2 separate regions of the Homo sapiens genome follow, and region 2 is linked to region 1. A link is a loop called in an ENCODE intact Hi-C map of the cell type or tissue named here. Cell type or tissue: endothelial cell of umbilical vein. All regions are shown on one strand. Links, peaks and the distances in the headings refer to the core of each region. The heading gives the core; the rest is flanking DNA. Region 1 overlaps EPB41L4A (erythrocyte membrane protein band 4.1 like 4A). Region 2 overlaps EPB41L4A (erythrocyte membrane protein band 4.1 like 4A).

The links. A loop is a pair of places that touch in the nucleus more often than their neighbours do. Peaks named below come from ENCODE experiments on the same cell type or tissue, not always from the same donor. Only the 100,000 strongest peaks of a DNase experiment are listed, where the experiment ranks them.
Region 2: it touches region 1 in a loop (4-fold over the local background); 11 of 110 quality-filtered maps call a loop at or near these places.

What each region holds. Positions count from the first base shown.
Region 1 is chr5:112,335,458-112,343,796 of GRCh38, forward strand. All of the region lies in intron 1 of EPB41L4A (erythrocyte membrane protein band 4.1 like 4A), which reads right to left. Among named protein-coding and RNA genes, the nearest start is that of EPB41L4A, 80 kb to the right of the region's middle. RefSeq lists a silencer at 3,601-3,801. In endothelial cell of umbilical vein, for the core only: no CTCF peak of the experiment used is centred there; DNase peaks (open chromatin) are centred at 3,364 and 3,684; H3K27ac peaks cover 1,228 bases.
Region 2 is chr5:112,408,492-112,416,830 of GRCh38, forward strand. The region is part of intron 1 of EPB41L4A (erythrocyte membrane protein band 4.1 like 4A); the gene reads right to left. Among named protein-coding and RNA genes, the nearest start is that of EPB41L4A, 6.6 kb to the right of the region's middle. In endothelial cell of umbilical vein, for the core only: no CTCF peak of the experiment used is centred there; a DNase peak (open chromatin) is centred at 4,050; H3K27ac peaks cover 1,386 bases.

The DNA of each region.
Region 1 (8,339 bases), core at 329-8,328:
GCAGTCCAGTAGGTTGAATGCTTCTAGACATTCATGTCTATTAAATCAGGCCCTCAAACTGGCATTTTCCAGATGGCCATTTTACCAAATTACGCCAGTCAGACATTTTTACGACTAGAACAGGATTTCTGGGCATGAACCTGACCATGGCTCTCCACCTCCACAGTCATTGCCTGATAGGAGGCATCTCCACTACTGCAAGTGCCTCCTAACTGGTGTCCCCATATCTACTTCTGCTCCTGTCTCCACAGAGCAGCCAGAGAGAGAGAATTTTAAGATGCAAACTTAACATCTTCTGGTTTAAAATTCTTCAATGGCATTCCAATATAATAAAAACAAAAACCAAATTATCTACACCTTGATCTCCAAGCCCTCTCTCCATGATCTAGTCATGACCCATCACAGCTGGTGTTTCTCTCCCCTCACTCTGAGGGTCCAGCCACTCTGGACTTCTTTCCACTGATGCTTCACACCTGCTATCTCCTTCGTCTAGAAACAGTACCGTCCCCCAGTCTTTTTTAATCCATCAGGCACCACCCTCACACGCCCTCAAAGTTGTGTTTCATGATTCCCTACACCAGGCAAGGAAAGGCCTCCTGGAGGAAATGAGAACTAACAAATGAGGAGGGTTTGGATAAGTGGGATGGGAAGGGTCTTCCAAGAAAGAGGGAAACACAAGTGAAGGCACAAAGGAGTATGAGAAAGCAGTCACACATTACTAGTTCAAGGAGCAGTGGCAAATCCAGAAACAAACACATTTTAAGTTAATTTTAAGACCAAAGATGGATGGGGAGGGGGCAGTGGAAATTGAACCTGCATCGACTTGTTTGAGAAAGTGCAGGTCAAAAAGCTTCAAAGTGGGCTGTTCAGAGTTAGGTGGAGTAAGGCGCTTTCCTCTGCATGTCACTGGTTGGGGGCGGGAGTTCAATTCCAGAGTATGAAATAGGAGGCCTGTGGCATTATTCTTTCCTGTGTTCCAGAAGGCAGATTTCCTCATCCCGCCAACCCCTTTAAAAGGCTTCAAAGTGGGGTGATTCTTTACCCTGTACACATTATACTGTGGTGGTCATTAGAGCTGTTCGCCAAATACTTCCAGTGGTACAAGAGCACTTTCCTGGTCCCCTTGTGATTGGGTGGGGCCCTGTAATTAGGGCTTACCACTGAGTGGATCCAAAATGCAAAACCAAAAAGTTAGTCAGGGTGTGAGAGGCAAAAGTACAGAAAGGAGATGATGACAACATCCAAAGGCTTGGTGGCTGTGCCACTGAGATACAAGGTCAGAAAGCTAGAAAGAGAAGATTTTTAGCTGCAGAAATAATGAGTAGGTGATAGCTTTCAGAATTGACAAATGTCCTAGAGGTATTTGGGGTCAATTACATGTCTTTCAACTTTCTCAAGGCCATGTCTAAAAACAATTTCTGATCTCTCAAGAGCAAAAGCATCTTTTCATTAGAGACTTCCCTTTTACAGTCTGTTCATATACCTTGCTCATAAGACAACAAATACAACCTGTCTGTAGTTATTTCACAGTGCCATTGAGAACCCAAACAACAACAGCTACCTGTCTGTATAGAAACAATATGCATTGTGGACATTAATCATTACCCCTCAGTGTTTACCTTTTGAGCCTGTCACGTGAAGGTTTTGTAAGATGCAATATTTCATCATTAATACTGATAATGCATGTGTACTGGGGCTCTTCAACCATATATAAATGAAATTTTATCAGCTTTTCCTCTGTAATTAATGAGATATCTAGCTACATATAAGTTTCTCTGAAATTCCATAATTTGATCATTACAAAGCCCAAACCCATCTGTTATAGTCAGCTTTGCCACAATTCAGTCTGGTCTAACACAATCTACTATAAAATCCGGTACCACATCCCCTATGTCAAACGTTTGCTGGGTATCTACCATATATCAACCACCGTGTTAAGCACTGTTTTATCAGTAATGCTACTAATAATTGCTAACATTTATTGAACACTTAAGATGTTCAGGCTCTGTTTGAACTGTTTCCATGCAGTATCTCAGTCATCACAAGATCCCCACAGACTGGTGAAACTCCTGTCTCCTTTCATAGACAAAAGGACGGAGGCTCAGAGAAGCAAAGTGATTGACCTAAGGTCACACAGTAAGTGGGAGGACAGCATAACCCCCGAGTTCATATTCCCTGCTACACCATATACAAGGATCCTAATTTCAATAAAGCATCTCCTGCCCTCAAGAGTGTTACAATACATAAGAAGTGATAAGGGCATCTAAACAAAAGCCCTATCTGACCCATATTGTAAAAAAAGTACTGGGGAAAAGGTGCTAGGAAAATTGAGAGGAGAAAGTGAACTCTTCTAATATGAGTGGTCAGGGCAGGCTTCTCACAGATGGAAGCCTTTGGGCCATTCCTTGGAAGTGAAAGTCAGGAGCGGGCATCCCTGGAGGACAGAACAGCAGAAACAAAGGTACCAATGACTGCAAGAAGGCACTGGGCACATGGAAAGACAAAAGAGGACCCCATTTGTCTGAGGGTGAGATATCTCCTAAATCGCTCGCCTTGCCTCCATCCCCTTAGGTTCAGGTCAGGCCTTCAACCTTCTTCCCATCCACATCCCTGCCTCTTACCCTCCAAAATGCCATGTGTCACCTTTTCTAAAACACAAGCAGTGTTCCTTGCCTTAAAAAATATGCCCATGAATACAGTGAAATTCCTCTGGCATGACATTTGAAGCTGACTTTACTAATCTCAGTCTTCTCACACCCCTGAGTATCCCATCTCATCTGCTCTCTAGCCAAACTAAACTGCTACCTTCCCATAGCAGATCAGCTTCTCAGACCCCTTCAAACCTTCAAAGAAGCTACTTTCTTTGTGGGGAGCCCTTTCTCCCTGTCTGCTGGTGACCCCCCTACCAACTCTTCTCTCGGCACTGTCTCAGACTGCCTGCCCACCTGCTCCGGCTCTCTCCAGCATGGCTGGCTCCCTGCTGTTAACCTGAACAAGCCCAATACATGGTCATACCAGGTCGCTGCACCTGTGCTCCCTCACCAGGAAGGCCCTTCAAACCATCAGGTATCCTATGATTTGTTTCCCCCACTGTCTGGAGATGGGGGAGGCTTCCTCTACCAGCGTATATAAAAAAGAACACCCCCCGCCACCACACACAAAAAGATACCTAGCTTTCCATTCTCTTCGTAGCAGTTATAACTTGACAAACACATACACACATTGTGTATTTGTTAACGGCCTCCCTCACCCTCTAGAACAGGGTTGGAAAACTACAACACATGGGCCAAATCTGAGTCACTGCCTAAGCATTTATTAGAACACACGTCCACTATTGTTTTACACATTGTCTGTGGCAGAGTCCAAGAGGTGCAACAGAGACCTAATGGCCCACAAAGCTCAAAATATTTATTGCCTAATCATTTACAGCAAAGGTTTGCCAACTACTGCTCAAGAATGGCTATCTCCCTCTGTCTCCTGCTGTGCTCACACTTTATCTCCAGACCATTTTGGCGCCTTACCTAGCATGCAGTAGGCACTCAGAGAACATTTGTAAATAAAAGAAAGTGACAGGGTGGGGGAGAATGAAGGGAGAAGAGCATATGAATGCAAGAGATACTGGAGGGAAAAATCAACAGGCCTGGCGACTGGGTTTAGGTGCCAGCGAAGAGAGCAGGAATTGCACAATAGGAGCTTTTCAAATGTGGCTGTGTTCCTTGGCCAAAGGATGAGATTCTAATCATCAAACCATAAACACAAGCTGTGAATCAGGGCTGGCTATCACACCACTGATGGGTTTAAAATAACAGTGTCAGGCTCCTTGACAAGGTCAGTCAAGGCCTGACAGCACTGCCCCCATAAATAAACTGGCTCCATTATTATAGGACTGAAGTATACAGTGGAGAGTCAAAGTTTTGGTAACCACAAATAACACACATAAATCTAAGTAGCTAACAATACAGTAACAAATAAATATATTTAAACAAGGAGATATATAGCTATAGATATATATATATCTATATATATATATATATATATCTATATATATATATAGATATATAGATATATATCTATATATATATATATTTTTTTTTTAGACAGAGTCTCATTCTGTTGCCCAGGCTGGAGTACAGTGGCCTGATATCGGCTCACTGCAACCTCTACCTCCTGGGTTCAAGCGATTCCCCCGCCTCAGCCTCCTGAGTACCTGGGATTACAGGCACACGTCACCATGCCCAGTTAATGTTTTTGTATTTTTAGTAGAGAGGCGGTTTCACCATGTTGGCCAGGCTGGTCTCCAACTCCTGACCTCAAGTAATCCACCTGCCTTCGCCTCCCAAAGTACTAGGATTATAGGCGTGAGCCACCACGCTTGGCCAAGCTTATAAATTTCAAATGCATAAATATTTAAGCAAATAATAACTTCAGACCTCATGGAAGAGACCTTTTAATTATTAATAAATATCACTCTCTGGGCTCACAGATGAGAAAACCAGGGCCTAGACTAGTTAATCACTCACGTCATGTCACCCAGTTGGTTAATAAGAGAAAGTTGGAACAGAGAACCAGAACTCCCGATTAGGGCCCCATGTGGTTCCCTCATATCCAATGCTCACAGCAGCATGAGAAAAGTCACGGAGGAGAGCCCATCGACCCCGCCCTTTCAACAAAGTGTTAAGGTCAGAGTCAAGTCTGCAAAAGATTGAGGGAGTGACGGAAGGAAAGGAAGATCTACCCAATTAGGAACCCCAGTGAAGATTTCTGGCTCTTATCCAACTTGACCTCTCTGTAGCACAGTGGTTCTTAAAACTTTAGGATGCATCAGAGTCAACCGATGGCCTTGTTGAAACAGACTGCTAGGCTCCACCCCCGGAGCTCCTAATTCAGCTGATCTGGAGTGGGGCCCCAAAATGCACGTTTAACAAGATCCCAGAGGATGCTGATGCTGCAGGTCCAGAGAACACATTTTGGGAACCACTGCTGTAGCATTTAACCATGACCCCTGCTTTGGCTTTTATCACACTTCTTATCTGCCTCTCTGGCCAACAGTTTGAGAAGGGTGGGAAGTCTTACTTAGATTACTTCCTTCAATAAGGAAATATTTTCTAGTTCTCATATAAAGACTAAATAGCAATAAAAACAGATCCCTGCTCTGTAGAACATCAATTTTTAAATGGATGTATAATAGCATATTAAGGTATTATTTTTACCTTTTATATTCGCTAGTTCTGATGTAACTACATGTACGTTTCTGCCAATTTTCTTTCGGTGATATGAATTTTGTTTATAAATGATCCATTTAAAAAGGACGTATATTGTTGCTCCTATGTCTACTCCCTGGATAGAGATTCAATTTCGACAGCAAGCCCAAAACATTCACTCAGCCCTATTGTAAACATAAATATATTTCATACATAAGTATCCATTTACATATACCCTTCGACCTTTCCACCTACTGTTCACAATGCAGGGATTTTTCTTTCCCTCTATCAAACAGCCACATGGCTTAGTCCCTTACTTCATTCAGATTTCTGCTCAAATGTTACCTTCTCTGGAAGGTCCTCTGCAAGCACCACTCCATAATAGCAATCCTCCCCACACGCCATCTCTCCTATCCCCATCACCTACTTTGTTTTTCTTTACGTTTATTGTATATTAATGTTTTCACTGTTTAATTGGTCTCCTTCCCATGAGAATGAAAGCTTCATGGGAACAGGGACTTTTCAGTTCATTGCTCTGTCCCCTGAGCCTGGTATGCAGGACACTCAAATTTTAATTAAATTGTTGAATGAATGCTTATCAACTTCCAAAAATCCCACATATAACTGTGTTTGATTATAATGCCTTAACCTTCCTAAAACTGATACAAATGTTTCTTACTCCTCTCATAACCAGTTCTTCAATGAATAATTTTCCAAAAACATACTGTGTGTGTATGTATTGTATTCGGTACCGTTGGTCCAAAAATTATTTTAATAGCAGGGATCATCAAATGTAGCTTTAAAGTATCTGATGCTTTAACTGTCAACTGAAATATCACAGCAATAGGATCCTCTGAAACCAATTTCATAACCTCACAAATCAGCAAGGCAGATGAACCATTAAAAACATCTTTGTTGATGGTTCACATCCAACAATCCCAAAAGAAAGTAATTTTAAAAATTAAAAGCTTGGCCAGGTGCAGTTGCTCACGCCCATAATTCTGGCACTTTGGGAGGCTGAGGCAGGTGGATCACTTGAGTCTAGAAGTTCAAGACCAGCCTGTGCAACATGGCAAAACCCTGTCACTATTTAAAACACACACACACACACACACACATACACACACACCCCAAAAGTTGTATTGTTCATCCATAACTACGTCTTGAATAACACTCTAAACATAGAGCCCTGTATCAAAAAGAAAAATGGAAAAAATATTTTTGGACAGTAATCCCAAATCCTATATATAATCTTAGCTTATGAGAAGACAGTATAACAGTATTAAAGGTACAAATTAAATGTGGGGAAATTTCTTCAAATAACTATATTTAAAGTCAAATAAAACCATTTCCTCCTATAGAATGGATCAAGAGAATTCACGAAACATTATGCAACTAGAAACTGTAAAACTCTGTCACAGAAATATATTCTTGGGAGACACAAACTAAAACATATTAAAATCTTCCCTTTTATAAAAAAGAAGTTAACAAATAACCATTTTTATAAAAGACAAGATACTGGGTAATGAAGAGAAATACTATACACAACATGTATGATCAGACAACCATGATGACTGGACGTGATAACATGCTATCCCAAGTGGCTCACCAATTTCCATTCCTGTCCTGTCTTTGCTCCTTTTCCCACTGAATTACAGAAACATGAAATTTATCTTATCACTGGTCTTTCCTGATAACTTTTCTAAAGCATTCACAGAATGCTTTATTCATAGAAATTGTGCTCAGCACAATCCAGTGTGGTGGGCTGGAGGTAACAGGCAGTCCTGACAAGTAGGTGTGCTGGTGGCAGATTTTACAGAGTTGCAAAAGCACCAGGCACATTTTCAAGGCCCTTTTATCAGCCAGGCCAATTTCCCCACGTGATGCATTAGTTACCAGTTTAATCCAATACATGTGAAATGCATTAGAGCTGAGGGTCTATTGTTCCTAGTCGAGCAAGAGCAGTCAGCAGTCAGCAGCCAGCAGCAGGAGCAACTGCCTCCATGGCCACCTGGGTTGAAGAAGTAAGCAGATCAGACCCAAAGGGGTGGACTTCATAAGAGAGCACCACTGAGACTCTCGTAGGTCACTTTTATGCTGCCAGTTGGCAGACTGGCATACAAAGTAAGAAAATTCCATCGTGCACAGATACACACGTTTTGTAGTAAATTGCTACACTTCTGAGGCATTCACTCCCAAGCACACATTTCAGCAGTCAATCTTGTCACCATAAACAAATCCCTTATAACCTAGAAACTATGCAAAGTACTTTGGATAGAACGGTTTCTAAACAGGTTTCTTAGAGGATTTCTATAATGTACAACTGACTTTAAATGAAAAGTGTCATATTCAGAATGTGGCCGATAGAAATAGATCCCATTTGGAAGCAACTAGCATACAAAGCACAAATAAGAATTTGGGAATAACAGACAGTTGGCTTTACAGAGAGGTATACACTTTCCATAACAGTTTTTTACATTAAGGGTTCTCAAGTGCTTTGAAGCATTAATTGATTCCATTCTCCCAACAGCCCCCGAAAAACACTTGGTCAAATTTAGGTTCATAATTTCAAACACATCCTAAGAGGCAGCTAAAAATGAGTTTCTCAGTCCTTCTGCTTAAGAAGAAATATATAGTATGGAGACAAGGTACTACAGTGATTAAGAATTCAGATTCTGGATCCAGACTGCCTGGGTTTGAATTTCAACTTTGGTACTTACCAGCTGTGTTATATTGGGGAAGTCATTTGTCCCATCTGTAAGACGGGAATATTAACAGCATGTACATCACAGGGCCACTGTGAGAACTGACATAATGTATGTAAAGTACTTAGCGAGTTCCCAGCACACAGCAAGTACTCAAGTTTAGCTATGCTGTTGTTGGTGTTGCCATCACCACGACCACGTTCACCACCACTGTCTTCACCATCATCATTACCACCACCACCAAGACCACCATCATTTCAGAACAGAGCTTAGGTTCTGAAGCCAGACTTGGCTTTTAACTCAGTTTACAAAACCAAACCTTCACAAAATAATCTATCAAATGAGTAGGAGTATCTAGCAAGAATAAAAATCCAATTTTTTTCAACAAATAAATAGCAAGAGAGAGAGAAAACCACTGTTTCTGAAAACAGAC
Region 2 (8,339 bases), core at 196-8,195, 73 kb after region 1:
TACTCAAAAAGACAAATCAGTTTTAAAAACTGGCAAACAATGTAAACAGACACTTCTCCAAAAAAGATATACAAATGACCAATACGGCCAGGTGCAGTGGCTCATGCCCATAATCCCACTTTGGGAGAATCAGTTGAGGCCAGGACTTCAAACGAGCCTGGGCAACATGGTGAGACTCCATCTCAAAAAAAAAAAAAAAAAAAAAAAAAAAAAAAAAAAAAAAAAAAGGGCCAGTAAGCACAAGAAAAGATGCTCAACATCATTAGTCACCAGAGAAAAATGCAAATGAACACAATAAGATGCTACTTCACACCCAATAGGATGATAATAAAAAAAGATTTATAACAAGCGCTGGTGAGAATGTGGAGAAATTAGAACCCTTATACATAATGATGAAGTCATGGTGGAAAACAGTTTGGAAGCTCCTCAAACTGTTAAACTTTATGACCCAGCAATTCCACTCTTAGGTATATACACAAGAGTAATTAAAGCATTATTAAATTAAATGAGAACATACATCTATACAAAAACTTGTACATGATTGTTCATATCAATACTATTTGTAATAGCCAAACAGTGTAAAGAACCCAAAAGACCATCGACTGATGAAAGAATAAATAAAATATAGTACATCCATACAATGGAATATTATTCAGCAATAAAATGACAAAGTACTGATATGTGCTACATTGTGAATGAATCTTGAAAACACTATTCCAAGTGAAGGAAAACAGTCACAAAAGATTACATATCATATGAATCCTTTTATATGAAATGTCCCGAATACACAAAACTATAGAGACAGAAAGATTAGTGGTTACACAGTGGTGGGGGCAGGGGATGGAAGGCTGGAAGGAAGTGAAGAGTGGTTTTCAGTTTCTTTCTGCAGGGACGAAAATCTTATAAAATTGATTGTGGTGATGGCTGCACAATTCCGTAAATATATGAACAACCACTGAATTGGACAATTTAAATGGGTAAGTTGTACAGTATACAATTTATATCTCAATAAAGCAGTTTTCAAAAATTAAATAAGAAATTGAGGAGTCAAGCAGTTATACCAAGAACACCTAGAAAACGGAAAGGAGAGAGATGCCTTCTCTTTCTCAGATTATGTCAACGTAAAGATACTTTTTCTTATTCAGATTAATTCAACATTTATTCATTGATGCCTACTACTCTTTAGGAACTAGGCTTGACTGGGAATCCCATAAAAAAGACCTAGTTCTCTCCCTCAAGGCTTTCCATCCCTACTAACAGCTGCTACCACTCACCGGGAAAGGAGCTAAGGGTTTCATGTATAGCATCCCATGATGAGGTGGACAGCCTTACCCTTATTACTGATGAGAAAGCCAACTCAAAGAGGGTAAGTGATTTGGCCATGTTCACAGCACTAACCAACAGGAGGGAGACTCGAAGCCAGATTTGTCTATGACAAAAGCCTATGCCCTCTTCACCTCACTGTATTCCTCCCAGGTCAAGGTGAGCAGGAAAGTACAAAAACTACTGCAATGAAATGCAGTCTGGATTAGGGTCAGAAGAGGGCCTCTCCAGCTCCGCATCAAGGAGAAGTCTTCACAAAAAAGTGAAACCTAGGCAGAACTCTCCTTCATGAGAGCTGATACATCACTCAAACAAAAGGAGGTGGGTGGGGCTTTCTACACACAGAAAAAGGTGAGAGGGAATGTGGAAAATTCAGAGACTAGGAAGCAGCTCCATCTGGCTAGAGTATCAGACAAGTATGAGGAGATGGTGGGAGAAAGAATAGAAAGGAGGTTGGGACTTGAAAATGACTGCCACTCGCAGCTAGGAATTTAACCCAAGCACAGAGGCTGACTAGACATTAAAGTATTCTAGGCAGGAGGCAAGAAAGAGCACTCTAGATGCAGGTGGTTAATGCTGGAAGCAGGGGCCTTGCAGGGATTAGGAGGCCCTGCAAATTGTCCAGCTGAGAACTGAGAAGGGCCTGAAGTGCAGCAGCAATGAAAACAGGGGAAAAGAAACAATTTGGAAGATGTTTAGGAGGTGGGAATTCCAAGACCTGGAAGGATGTGGAAACTTAAGGATCCTGACCCAAGAGGTAGACTGGACACTGATGGTGACAACAGTACCCACAACTCTCCTCCTTCCTTCCTGAGCCCCTCCCCCATGTAGCCACTGGCCTCAGGGAAACTGACCCCACTCCCACCCAGCTTCAGGAAAGACCCTTTATTCTTCTACAGGTGATCCCATTGCCCTTATCGCCCAAGAATGGCCATGAGACTCATTCTAGCTAAAAGACTCAAGGGAAGTCTGCTGGAGGACTTCAGGAGAAAGCCTTTCTCCTAGAAAAGACTGTCTCTATTACTATCCTACATATTGCCATATACAAATATCACCTCTTCATCTCTAGAATTTGGCCATTGCTACCACCTGAGGATGGCACTGGCTCCAAGATAGCAGAGCAAGGATGAAATGAGAGAAGCTGGGACCTTGATGTCACTGACCCGCCCTGAACCTCCTTTCCTTGCCCCTGGATTCCCTGATAGGTGAGCTAATAAACTTCCTCATGTTCAAGTAGTTTGCAATGGTATCTCCATAACTGGTGACCAAAGCATCTTTACTGATAGAGTGTGAGATCATTCATCAAACTTGGAAGCACAGGAAGATAAGCAGGTCTGGAGGAGGGTAGTGATGGCTGGCTTAGGCATCTAGTGCAGAATCTAGTAAGTGATCAGAATCCAGAAAATAAGGAAGTTGGGACTACAGGTACAGATGTGGAGTTTCAGCATTCTAGTGGTGGTTGAGGCAATGTGAGTAGATGCACAAATGGAACATGATACTATTTCTCCTACAGACAGATCTGACAAATATATATGAATATCAAATCACCACTGCTCTCCCACTTCTAACAACCACTCATACCCCTCGGAGAACCTGTGCAACCTTAGGCAGGGGTGGCAGAGATTCGATATCCCAAACTGAAATTCAGAAATAAATGTATTTGCAAATAATATATCATACATACTAATAGCTATCATTTATTGAGCACCTTTTATCCTATGTACCTAAAATTCTTTCCTCAAATTCTCACAGTCATCCTATGAGGCAGATATCATGCCCCTCAGCTTACAGATAAGGAAACTGGGGCTGGCAAAAAAAAAAAAAATCACTTGTCCAATCACAAAGCCAGTAATTACAAGGCAGACAAGGATTTGATTGAACACAGGACAGGGAGCAGGGAGGGGAAAGACTGATGGTGACCATACAGCACTCCCATTAGGAGGCTGGCCCAGGTGAAAGGGCCAAACTAAGTCAGGAGCAGCGAGGATGGCAGAGAAAAACCAATTTCGACAAGTCGCAATTAAGGCAGCAGAGGTTCCAAGCCTGCTTCTCAAACACAGGTCTGATGAAGGTCAAGGTGGAACCTGAGTGATTTAACAACTCAAATAGTCTCTCTGGGCTAGCTCAGCAACCTGACCCTCACTCACGGCCCCCACTGTTCTCTAAACAAAGCACTTTCTAACCAACCGCTGAAACATAGTCCCCCTCAAGATGAGGACTCCACATTACTAAATGCGCTTTCCCGAGGGCTCAGAAGGTGTCGTTCCTAAACAATACACTGCAGCACATGGTTCCCTCTGCAGTCTCGGTCCACCAATTCCTCCTTTGCCATCTGACCTTTTGGTTATTGTCTGTGTGAGCTATCGCTCAGCACTTCTCTGTTTTCCCTGCCTGTCCCCATCTCTCTTGTTCTAACTTCCTCTTGGCATGTCAATATCCTGTGCTGGAAAACAAACTTCTCACACATTTTGGAAGGGCTGCAGGCCCTTTATGTCTTCAGCGATCATTAAGACAGCCTCCGAAGGAACTATTCCAGACCTTGATGAATCTCTTTGCAAGAGTGTGTAGTTATAGAGAAAGGGATTCACAATACGCAGCATTAAGACATAATGACTATTTCACTTAAAAAAGAACACAGGAAATACATGCATGGCTCAGAGGACACAGGAATGCAATCACATTTTTTACAATGGTATAGACACTCTAAATTGTACTTACAAGGTTTTTGAGTCACAAAGTAAACTGACTGGTTCCTGAATTTAGCACACTGAGTCTATGCCCAGGACATGTGATAACAGGTGCCTGTTTAATCTTAACATATGAAACGTGGAAACAAAACTTATGGTGCAGAAACAAACGGTGGTTAGTCATCACAACCCAAAGCAGGATGACCAGGAGCAATATGCAGGAGCTTCAGATGTGATTAAAATTGTCAGAGATAAAGCTGAACCAAAGCAGTCAATCTCAGAGAGGCAGGAGCCGTAGATGCAGCCAGTTTGATCTCTGACTTGTCATGTTTACAACAGGCCTGCAGACAAACACACTTTGCATCAGAATGAAAAATATAATTTTTTCATAAAAACCCAATATTTAATGTATTTACACCATCTTTTCCAGTAAGCCTTAGAGCAGTGTCAGATTAGGTTTAAACAGCTTCAAGAGTAACACACAGGTGATTCAGCAAGATTAAAAATTACAGTGCTGGTTCACAATAGCATAAACCCCCACTGTGAAACCAACCAACATGGTTCTCAGTTTCAAGAATGGGAGACAAGGAAGAAAAGTCACTAAAGTATGAGGATCTATTTTCCATTTGGGAAATATGCTCTTCTTCGGAAAGACTCAGGTTGGAAGGGGAGCATTAAATTTAGAAGAGAAAGATTTGGTACTTACAAAATACAAAAACGGTGTGATTCATGTTTTCTGAAATAGCTGCTAGTCAGCTTTTCAATGTACTGCATGCATTCAGTCCACTGCACCGTCTCATTTTCTACCCATTATCAATACAAAAATTAGAGTATCTTGACAACAGATTTTTCACAGTGGGATTCACTTTATTCTAGGGTCTTTTCTAGTAAAAATAAAATAGCAAAGGAACTCCATTATCTAGAAGATTTTCAATACAGCCTATTCCAGCTGTAACACTCCACTCATTCTTCTATCAAATTATAGTTAATAAGCATCTACCACATGAAGTATACAGCTCTGACTCCTGGGGATCACAGGTAGCAGCTCACAGGCTGCTGGAGGAGACAGATGTGTCCAGAAATAATGCATGCAGTGTGACAGATGCTGTAACAGGGATGTGTGAGGCACAAATAGGCACCTACCTCCGCTTGGTCAGGCAGAAGTGAAGGCTGCCTAGCAGATGGGACACTTGATTCAAGGATGCTTCCGATAAGTATGTGTTTATGGAGAAACAAAATGGTACACCAATCAGCAGGAATCTCATGCATAAAGTCTCAAAACAATCTGGAATATTTGGGAAACCGTGAGCAGTTTCTGCATACCTAGAGGGCAAGTCACTTGGACTGGCAGGGCTAGATCAGGTAGGGTGCTAAGTCAAACAATGAAGCTTGGACTTTATCTCTAGGAAGGAATGAGCCACTACAACAAGGAGAAGAGGAGGAAAGGTGGAATAAAGTTAAAATTTGCTGGGTGCTTATCATGTGCAAGACAGCATGAATGTAGAAGGTGAATACTGTACATCATTTCTCTTCATTTTACAGATGGGGAAACTGAAACTCAGAAACGACTCGGCTAGTAAGTAATTAGCGGTGCCAAAATTTAAACCCAGGTAATCTGACTTTAGAGCCTATGCTTTTAATCACTGCAGGTATTGTTTTGTGTATAAAGATATGAAGCACGTGTAAAGATACTTGAATATGAAGCAAGATAAAGATAACATATTGTTTTCACTGAATATGAGGGTAAACAACTCACCATTCCAAAAGAGGGGGAAAAAAGAAAAAATAGAAGGCATCTAAAAGTTACCCCGCATTCAATATTGAAACTGTGCAACAAAGACATAAGAACAAAGGAAGCTGCTATCCTCTATGAGAGTGGTTCTCAACGGAGGGTGATTATGCCCATCAGGGAAGATCTGGCAACATCTGGGGAGATTTTTGGTTGTCATTATTGGAAAAGAGGTGCCACACATCTGGTGAGAGGAGGCAGGGAATGCTGCTAAGTATCCTACAAGGGACAGGATAAACTCCCACAGGGAGTTCAAGATAGTTCAAGCTTACCAATACAGAATTCAAGAACACACACAGTAACTGGACTGCAAAAAGTGTAGTTCACTATCAACCAAGAATACCAGAAGCACCTAGGGAGGGACAGCCAAAAGCTGTTGGAGGTAACCAACAATGCTTTCCCCCTTAAACAGTTATTAAATCACATTCAAGTCATGGATGATAAAAGGTATTTTTAATAATTTTTTTCAAGAAAAAGACTTCTTGTAAAATTGAGGGGCTATTTATACACAGTTCATCTTATGCGGCCACAACCTGGATATCACTTTTGAATTTTAGAAAACTGGATGTAGTTATGCAGGAGAGACACTTTCTAGCCCAGTCACATCTAATTTAATACCCAATCAAGACCACAGTGAATCTTACGTTTGTGTGTGATTACTTGCTTCTACCTACGTTTATATGGTTCCTGACTCTGTACCTTAAGTAGCTGATACCAAAAGATATGAGTATTCACATATAAACTTAATATAATTTGTGAAACTATTGCTTTTCATTTTTTCCCAATCTTCTGGGATATTTTATTTATTAGTCCAAATTGAATGAAAATTGTAATTTTTGGTAAGTGAGATGCATAAAATTTAAGCCCTCGCCTTATGCTTGTTTTCCTAGCTTATTAGGAAATTTCTAACCAAAAGCATCAAAACTGACTCACAGTATTCCCTCAGGAATCTCAGGATGATTGGGAAGTAACATTATTTAGTAGTTAATGGATGAACTATACACTTTAACTGGGCGAAATGTATGGTATACCTTAACAAAGCCATTTAAAAGAAGGTAATGGAATTTTCATCTTACTGCCATATTGGTTTCATTAGTTTAGTCAATACTCATAGGGAAAAATGAGCACCTAAACATTCATCATGCTACTCAGAGGATTAAAATCTTGCCAAAATGAAAATACTAATCTATTTCATATTTGTAGCAGCAATTTTGAGAATTAAATTTATAATCAAATCTTGTGACTTTTGTTTTCCTGAAAATGTTTTGCTAACCAAATGAAAAACTAGAAAAGCAGTCTGAGCCACATTCAAGTTTTGCTAAGAGAACAAAAAGAAAGTTATCTACCTCCCTCAGCACAGAGAACTAGAAAGGATACAACAAAAGTTTCCCAGAACATTACTCAAACAACTGAGACCAACCATACCAAATATCCTTACTTGAATAAACAACAGATAGCAGCAAAAGACAAACAGCTAAAAGCTATTGTAGGGCTCAACACACAACCAATAGCTCTCAGCTTATGTAAACTTGAGTTTTTAAATCTCGGATAAGGTTCAAACTGTGAACTGCATGAATAAGACTTTCTGCTATCAAGGTGAGGTTGCCCCTAAAGCAAGTAAAAAAGGCAAATACCTCCGTAACATTAACAGGGATGCAAAGATACTGTGTTTTATTTTTCTGGTATTTTTTTTTTAACAGAAAATTATTTTCCATTTAAATGGAAATTAAATGGAAATAAAATTATTTTCCATTTAACTGATATTCATCTTACCATATAAGATGAGTAACTGTTGTCTTCAGGCTGAAACACTTTTCATGATGACACATTAATTTTTTTTCTAACATCGATGAAAAACTTTATCTAAGTTGAAGAAAAATCACTTCAAAACTAACTTTTCTATTTGTAATTTGGTGCTTAAATAAATCCAAAGAATGTTTTTCAAAATGATACACAGAAAAAATGTTTACCAAGATTCTCTCATATTTCTTCCACCTTAACTTGCTATAATTAATCTTTTCTAATTCACAGTGCATTACTGTAACAATAATACAAGCAAATTCTCAAGTAACCATTTAGGAATCAGTAAAATTATTTCTACTAAGAGATGAAATGTGTGCATAATTTTAATGTAAAATTAGCCATCTTCATCTAAGATAGAATAGGAAAAAGGATAATCACAAAATAAATGTTAGGAAATGCTTTTGAAAAATAGAGATTTTTCTAGTTAATTTCAGAGAACAGTAGGCTAATTGATGTTGCCTGCTTAATTTTGACTTTAATTAGTGGTAATCAAAATTACTAAGTATACTATCTCAAGGAAAAACACCATAATGGTAGCTACTGGCTATTAACTTTGAAGTAACTGTTTACTTTTTCATTTACAAACTAAAGTAGGAGTTAATTTTAAGTAATTAATGCAACACACATCAATTGTACCTATGCACCATAATACAGGAAGGTTAGGAAAAAGTTTTTTAAAATGTCAAGTATGTACAGAACATAAACATGTTCATCCAATGTTTGAATACCTCTACATG